Linked DNA regions of Mus musculus: region 2 is linked to region 1. A link is a contact called in ENCODE Hi-C data. All regions are on one chromosome and are shown on one strand. The core of a region is the stretch at or near the end of the contact, and the rest is flanking DNA. Distances in the headings are between cores, read along the strand shown.

Region 1 (4,115 bases), core at 507-3,006:
GGGTGACCTTGAGCCTCTGGATCCAGACTGCCTCAGCCTCCTGGGGCAGGGCTCGCACAGTGGGGTTTTCACGATACCCTTTGAATTATTCAACAAATGATTTCACTTTACTCTCTGTAATGTTAATTTTACTGTAACTATAAAATTGAAAGTAGTTATTTTTTCAGAATTAAATGATCAAAAAAATGGGCGTAATAGTATTGAGTCACTTTTCCATCATAAAATGAAAAGGCCACTTTGACCATGCTAAGAATTGGTTTCTCAAAGCATGTTATGATCTACAAAGGTCTTTCTGCAAGGAATGTGTTATTTGATCAATACAAAACACCTGCATGTAACTGAATGCTCAAGGGAGTTGGAATTTTAACTGAACAGATAGTTCTTAAATGCAAATGGATAATCTGTGTGTTTAAAAACAGAACTGCCATATGACTCAGCTATCCCGTTCCATGTCCTAGCACAGAGATGGGCACACATCTGCACGTATCGCTGCTCTAGTCCCAAGAGCAAGGGAGGGACTCAGCCTCAACCTTTATCTGTGGATAGATGATGGATTGTGGGACATGGATACAGTTGAACCTTATTCTGCCATAAAGAGAAAAAGGAAGTGATAAGATTTGTAGGAAAATGAGTGAAAGTGGAAATAGTAGGTGGGGCCACTGGCTTGGGAAATCAAGTGTGACGAGACCTCTTCTGTGCAGATCCCAAGCTTTCAGCTTTTCTAAATGTGCATTCCATGTGGGAGAGGGGATGGAGAGGTGGCAGGAAACTAGAAAGGGGCCCGTAGAAGGCGGAGAGAGAGGCCGCACAGGAGGGAACTGGGAGAAAAACCACATGGGATGTGAAGGAGGAAATGATTGCACCCCATACGGACAGGGTGAGCAGTGGACAAGGCATGGGGGGGGGGGGCGGGTCACGGAGACGGGGAGAGAGGAGCACCTGAGTATTGAGGTTCAGCCAGAACTAGTTATGTGTGGAAACGGCACACAGGAACCTGTTACTGTGAATGGTGATTTAAAAATACAAATAAATATAAGAAAGTATATTTAAATTCATTTTCACTCTGACTTGAAATTAAGGAAGAAATTATGAAACAAAGTTCTTTTAAAAGTTGTCATCGCCTTGTGTGTGTGTGTATGTGCGTGTGTGTGAGTATGTGTGTGTGTATGAGAGTGTGAGTGTGTGTGTATGTGAGTATGTGTGTCCACGTACATGCATGGGGGGGCAGTGAGTATAGCACATGTGTCACAGTGCATACAGAGCTCAGAGGACAACTTGTAGGGTGTATATAGGTCTCAGGTATTGGGCACAGGTGTCTGTCAGGCTCCATGGCTAAGGACCTTTACCCACTGAGCCATCCCTTTGACCCAAAACACTTTTAATAATTTAAAAGTAATCAGTACTGCTACTGTTTGGTTTACGTATACGTGCATTTCTGCTTACAAGACAGAAAAGGTACAAAGTTAATTGACAGTTTTCAGGTGAGTTCTGGCAATCTAGCATTCTGATAACCTCATTCCTCTTTCCAGTTGTACTTGGGGCTCTTGGGCAGCTCCCATCTGCACCTGTCTCTGACAGCTCTGTGTGCTTTCTGCTCCTTTATCTCCAGGAGAAGAGGCCCATTAGGTCTAACCATCTCTTCTCTTGCCCAGGGATTCGCAGTACAGTAATGAAGCTAGCGTAATGGGTGTGAAAGGGCAGGAACTGAAAGATTGTACTGATATACTATGTCCAACAGAGAGCAGCAGAGAGCTGCAGAACTGGAAGCAGTCCAGGGCTTCTAGAGAATTGCAAGCAATTCACAAGTCAGAGACTCCTTGGCTGTAAGGTGGTGGAATAATAATAATAATTCAAGGGTCAAGTGGTACTCGCTTCTCTGGGACAGGGGGAGATTCCAGACACCCAATGAACAGTCAATATGGGTTTGATATTTTATAACCGCCGTTTGTTGTCTTTCTAACTCTACAATCAGGAAAAGTGAGAAAGGCGTGAACAGCAGGAGGACAATCCGGGCCTGGCTTCTGAGTCCACCCACATTCTGTCGCGTGCCCCGGGAGCTGAGAAGGGCAGAGAGCTATGGCAAGCCGGGGGTCTGCCTCCAGAGCTCAGCTCAGCTTCCGGCTCCTCAGAGGCCCCAACTCCTGACTCCTGCTACAGAGACTTTAGTGATGGCAGCGCCAAAACCACTATCTGGCCCTGGTCAGGGGAGGAGCCGCCAAACTCTGGACTGGACTGTGAATCCCATTTGAGCAGGGAGTGTCTCATTCCCTGTGGTATCTTAGAGCTTGATTCAGGACAGGAGGTTAGTAAGTGCTTGTTGATGGTAACATTTTATTGGCTCTAAATAGAATAGCTCACTTTGTCTTTGTTTAGTTTAAATGGTTTATTTTGGTTTTACTTTATGTGTGTGAGTGTTTGCCTGCATGTATGTATGTATGTGCACTACATGTTTTTGTTTTTCAACAGAGAATGTCTGTGAATCGGGTGTGGTGGCCTATATACCCAGCACTCAGGGAGTCTGGGCAGGAAGATTCTGAGTTCCCACCACACTAGACTCCACAGTAAGATTCCTATCTCAAAAACAAAGTCGCTAGTTTCTTTTTTGTAATCATGAGCAAAATTTAGTTCTCTTGAAAATCTTCTCAAGTGAAAGGAAGAAGTGATGAGCTGTTCGGACAAACTCGACCCAAAGTGAGAAGGGTGTTTGGTGGGAGGCCCAGCACCACAGAGCACTGCCCTTTTCCTTCCTCTGATGACCGGTTCCCGAGGACCCCCTTATTTTGATGTCACTAGCTACTAGAAGGCGGCTGAAGTGCTATCTTACCGAGCTTCTGGAGATCCTCTTTACTAAGGCTGGCCGGTGAGTCCTCTTCCATAAGACGACGCAGCCTTTCGAATCCCCCCACGAGCCAGGTGCTGATGGACTCAATTTTCTCATCCCTGTACTGCAGCTTCGCCACCAGAGACTTAATTTCTTGCATAGTGTCTTCTCCGGTGCCCACCAGTTCCTTAAAGGGACAGCATTTGGGGGTGTGCGGATACAAATTACAACGAAATGAATATCATTCTGAGTGGATTGTTTCCAGAGGTGATGCTATGTATGAAAAGTTGTCATTAGTTACACAAAGTAACTTTTAGAGACTAAGAAGAGGCAGGATTCAGAGCCAGCTACCTGACTCCTCTCCTACCTACAGGGAGGAGGGATGGAGAGGCAGAACAGCTGGTAAAATAGAGTGAGCCTAGAGTTCACAGCACAGTCTGAAAACCAGATGTGTTCTATGTGAGCTTGCAAAGACAAAGGAGGAAAGGAAAGAGAGGGAAGATGAAGAAGCAGGGAAGAAGGGTGGAGAGGGGACTGCCCACCCATCACACTGAGAGATACTGCAAGAAGATAGTTTCTGAAAGGATTAAGATCTCATGGTTAAGTTTGGCACAACGGCTATGACGGGACCACCACCCTACCATCCTTCTGCATTTTAACAATTCTGTCCATATGTACACGAATACATACCAGTTACACGCACAGGTGAACACCACACACACACACACACACACACACACTCACACACACACACACACACACACACATACTCACACACACACACACACTTTTAAATAGTAGATGAATTCTTTTTGAGACATGATATGCAAAACAATGCAGAAAGAGCCCTCACCTTAATTATGATCTGAAATCCTGACAGCAGATCTGAATAGTGTGCTGAAATATGCAAATGCAATAGTTAATAAAACAATATTAGTATTTTAATAATTAAAAGTTTTAAATTATTTTTCTAAGAGTTTCTACTTCCAGAATCACACACACACACACACACACACACACACACACACACACACACACACACACACACAGACACAGAGACACAGAGAGAGACAGAGACAGAGTCAGAGAGAAACAGAGACAGAGAGACAGAGAAGAAAATTTCTACTTCATTTTGACCTTATGGCAAAACGTTACTATAAAGACCCTAAGTCAAACCTCAGATAGAAAGAGAACTAAATTCCAGAATACATGAAGACCTTAGCTCAATGATAAGAGCACTAGAAACATGAGACAATGAGTAAGAAACTTGAGTGAACACGGCACCTGCTTTCTC
Region 2 (4,099 bases), core at 894-3,393, 870 kb after region 1:
GAACTAACCATCATAGATAATTATCTTATAGGAACAAACTGTGGTTTTGTAACAATGGTCTAATTTACTCATTTTGGCTCGTGGACGATATGCGTATATGTTCACGCAAGTGCAAGCACTCCCATGTCATAGCACACACTAGAAGTCAGAGGTTCTCTCCTTTACCTTGTGGGATGTGGGAGTTGAACTCAGGTTACTAGGACTTCAAGCAAGCACCTGTACTCACTAAACACTAATATAAAAGAAACTCATTGACTCAAGACTTTAAACGTTTCTTTAATAAGTCCCGTGTAAGTTGGGGATTAACAGATTCATTTAATTTTTCATAATTCTGTCTTGAGCTCATGGATATGCCAAGTAATAACTTGTAAACTTCAGCAGAAACTGAACACTTAAATTAATATTTAATTTGAGCTCAGAATATGTAAATGCTAATTTATACAGCCCTAAGTCTTACTGAATAGCTGTCTTTATAATGCCAGCTGAATCCTACAATATACAATGCAAAGCAATTGAACACATTAATATTTAACTATTAAGAAGTATGTATTATGTCCACATATTAGCATCATACAAGTCAAGCCTGGTGGTATGATTTTACAATCCTAGCTACTCGGGAAAGTGAGCAAGTTCTAGGACAGTCTAGGCAAATTTGTAACATTCTGTGTCAAAACAAAAAAAGGGGTTAGGGATCTAGCAGGTATGAGATGCTAGGCTCAATACCCATTATCACTCTAAAAAGTCACATATGAATCAATCATACTTACAATTTACTATGTAATAAGAATATATTGCATGGACTTTATGTACTATAATATACCTAAATAATCATGAGCAATCTGCTTAAAAACAAACACTATCATGAGATATTAAGTGACAGTTTTTATGACTTTGGAAGTGAAGAGGTTAGAAGGAGGTGAACACTGAACCCCATGTTCATGCCACTATCCCAAAACAGTATCTTAAAAAACACCTGTTTTAATTTTCTTAGATTTTAGACCGTATAGGTCAGTCTGTCTGTTCGTCCTCCGAGGCCATTCCAAACTTTGAAAGCTAAAACGACCACTGACAGACTAAACTTGCAATTGTGCCCTACTGATCTCACAGTGGATCAGTTAGAAAAGCACACAGAGGCAAAGGCCAGGGCTCGCCTGCCCTGCAAAAGCCAGTTCAAAGCAGCTTCATTTCCAAACGCTGGAGAAACTAAAGCTTTCTAAGGTTAACACCTCACATCCTCTCTGTGTGCCTTAAAGAACTTCGATACATTTTTGTTATCCCTCCTGCTATAAGCTGCCTCCTGCTGGATTCTCTGGAGGAAGAAGATAAAAAAGGGGGCCTTCAGAAAAAGGCAGTGCTCTTCCTGTTCAGGAGGATGTGGGATGTGGCGGAAGTAAGAGGAAAACACACATTCCCGTCCTACCTGGCTGCCGAGCTAACTCATCCTCCCTGGGGCTGCTCCTGGCAATCCTGTGCTCCTGGGCAGCATCCAACGAGCACCCCCTCCCCCAGTAGAAACAACTACCACTTTAAGGAGCTCATGCCCTCCCAACTTGGGTTCTGTTCAAAGTGTTAAAGAGTCCCCAGGTGTACATTTTAACATGGGATCTGCATTTCCCCCGTCCCCTGGTCTTTTGAAACATCCATAAACACCTAATAACTTTTCTTACCAGAAATACTGCTTCGATTGTATTTTAAAAAGAAAAAAGAAAGAAAGAAAGAAAAAAAAACCGTAAACTGCAATTCAGCGCCTGAGAACAGCCCCTCCCACCTCCACTCCAGTCTTCCCAACCCCCCTTCGCCTCCCCCAACCCCACCCTCCCATCCCCAGCAAAGGAGATTCCAAAAGTTCGTTAGGCCATCCCAAACCACAAAATAAAAACTCAGGGGATTTAAATAGTAAATACCATATTTTCCAAGAACGCCTGAATACCTTTAAGTAAAAATTATCTATTCCCCCAGTAAGATAGGAGGTGGAACTCCGGAGAGGGAGTTCTTTTCAGTCAGATGTAAATACACGCAAAGCACGGAGAGGGAGAGGGCTAAGAAAACAGCTTTTCAGTTCAAACGCAAAGATAACAGGACGCCAGGATCTTCGGGTGACCGCAGCCCTTACAGCAGAGCAGCAGCACCACCTGGCGTACAAGAAAGCTCTCTGCTCTGTTTTCTTCTGGCTAGGCAGCCTGTCTCCACAGCTCAGAGACACTGTCACAGGGCCCCAGCTGCAAGACAGTCAGTCTCCTCACTGACCCTGTTGTGATCGTTGTGGTCGCTGGCCCACCGATCCTGTTGTGAGTGACTGGTCTCTGGCCCACCTGTTGACAGCAATCTCTTTCGGACAAGAGCCCATCTTCCATCTTGTTATGAGTACCCCAGCCTGCAGCATGGAACTTGGCAAACGATAGAGATTCAGAAATGGCTCACAAATGAAAGATTCGGTTAAATGTTCAGTTGGGGGAAACAAATCACTCCTACTACCAATACCAAATGTTTCCCATCAACTAACTCTGCAGGTTAAATTGTAGACGTTTAGAATTCAGTTAAATCCAAGAAATTAAACAAGCTTTGAGCTATAAAAGTGCACTGAAGTGACTGGAAATGCCAGTGGAAAATACAGTACTCACAACTGGCTTATCTGAAATAAGTAAAAATTCCTTAACTAGGAAACCCAAGTCCTAACATGCAAAGCAATTCATCAGAATTATGGTACAAATTCCCACAAATCACACTTAAATCACATCTGAAATGCTAGGACCAATGCAAGATACTTAAAAATTTGTCTGATAGGGCTGGCGAGATGGCTCAGTGGGTAAGAGCACTGACTGCTCTTCCAAAGGTCCTGTGTTCAAATCCCAGCAACCACATGGTGGCTCACAACCACCCGTAATGAGATCTGACACCCTCTTCTGGTGTGTCTGAAATCAGCTACAGTGTACTTATGTATAATAATAAATAAATCTTTGGGCTAGAGCAAGTAGAGTAGACTAGAAGGAACGGGCTGACCGGAATGAGCAGAGGTCCTAAAAATTCAATTCCCAACAATCACATGAAGGCTCACAACCATCTGTACAGCTACAGTGTACTCACATACATTAAATAAATAAAGAAATAAATAAACAAATAAATAAATCTTTTTTTTTTAAATATGCCTGATAGACTAAATGCATCGCAGCCAATGCATGGGCATCCTTCATCTGTCAACAACCACAGCAGCAAACTTTCAAGAAGGCTTTCAAGAACAGCCTCTCCATCCAAAACTTATGAATTCCAAGGCCAGAGAACAGTATGACTAATTGTAACTAAAATAAAAACCAGCTGCTTGAAGCACGCCAGTAAGCACACATAAAATGCTGAGAGCCGTGCTCTGTGTTGTGTGGGGCTAGAGCAAGGTACAGAATGGTACCTTGGAAGCAGAGGTAAGTTTAAACCAGCTGCAGCCTGTGCCCAGGGAAGACTCTATGCTACTAATGTCTCACTACAAACTGTCAAGGGCGAGAAGAATTCCTGGTGGGATTCCATGGCAGAAGTCACACTGGTCATATCTTTTTCAAGGAACCAACTCCTGAAACAATGTCACCAAAAGGCTGGAAACATGATTTGTCTATTTCCTCATGGATGGAAATTAGTTTTTAGCTGTTTAGTACCCATCATCTATGAATTACATGAGAAAACACACAAAGTGGCCCTTCATGCTTCTAACGTTATTATTGCTTGCTTTCTTTCTTAAATGTGCCAGGTAAATGTTAGAGAACAGATACTTTTGTAACTTCAGGAGAAACATATCAAAACACTAATGTTAAAACTTAAAAGCAAGCCAGGCCTAGTGACACTCACTTTTAATTGCAGTACCTCAAGAGATAGAGCCAGGCAGATCTCTGTGACTTCAAGGACAGCCTGGTCTATATAATAAGTTCCAAGACAGCCAGAACTACATAGAGAGACCCTGTCTTGAAAAAAGAAAGAAAGAAAAAAAACTCATAGATAAAAATTTAAAAGGAACTCTCTGGTAGTTAAATTCTGTTTGGAATTGAGGATGGTTTTTGTTGTTGTTGTTGTTGTTTTAATTCACACACACACACACACATACACACACACACACACA

What was found. Hi-C counts contacts between places; a loop is a spot of excess contacts on that map.
Region 2: a loop to region 1 is called in a map of v-Abl transformed pro-B cells, with 5 times the contacts of the local background. The contact joins two enhancer-like sites. A Hi-C loop is called at or near these places in 4 of 37 maps with a recorded cell type or tissue (heart and v-Abl transformed pro-B cells).

The regions. Positions count from the first base shown.
Region 1 is chr12:72,102,980-72,107,094 of GRCm38, forward strand. Ccdc175 (coiled-coil domain containing 175) reads right to left here. Exons shown (of 21, transcript NM_028687.1): 18 at 3,675-3,718; 19 at 2,825-3,008. Among named protein-coding and RNA genes, the nearest start is that of Jkamp, 19 kb to the left of the region's middle. Within about 2 kb of position 1,757, at least 1 of the 3 ENCODE cell types and tissues checked has a DNase peak (open chromatin) inside an H3K27ac peak, as active enhancers do.
Region 2 is chr12:72,974,780-72,978,878 of GRCm38, forward strand. No RefSeq gene overlaps it. Among named protein-coding and RNA genes, the nearest start is that of Six6, 37 kb to the left of the region's middle. Within about 2 kb of position 2,144, at least 1 of the 3 ENCODE cell types and tissues checked has a DNase peak (open chromatin) inside an H3K27ac peak, as active enhancers do.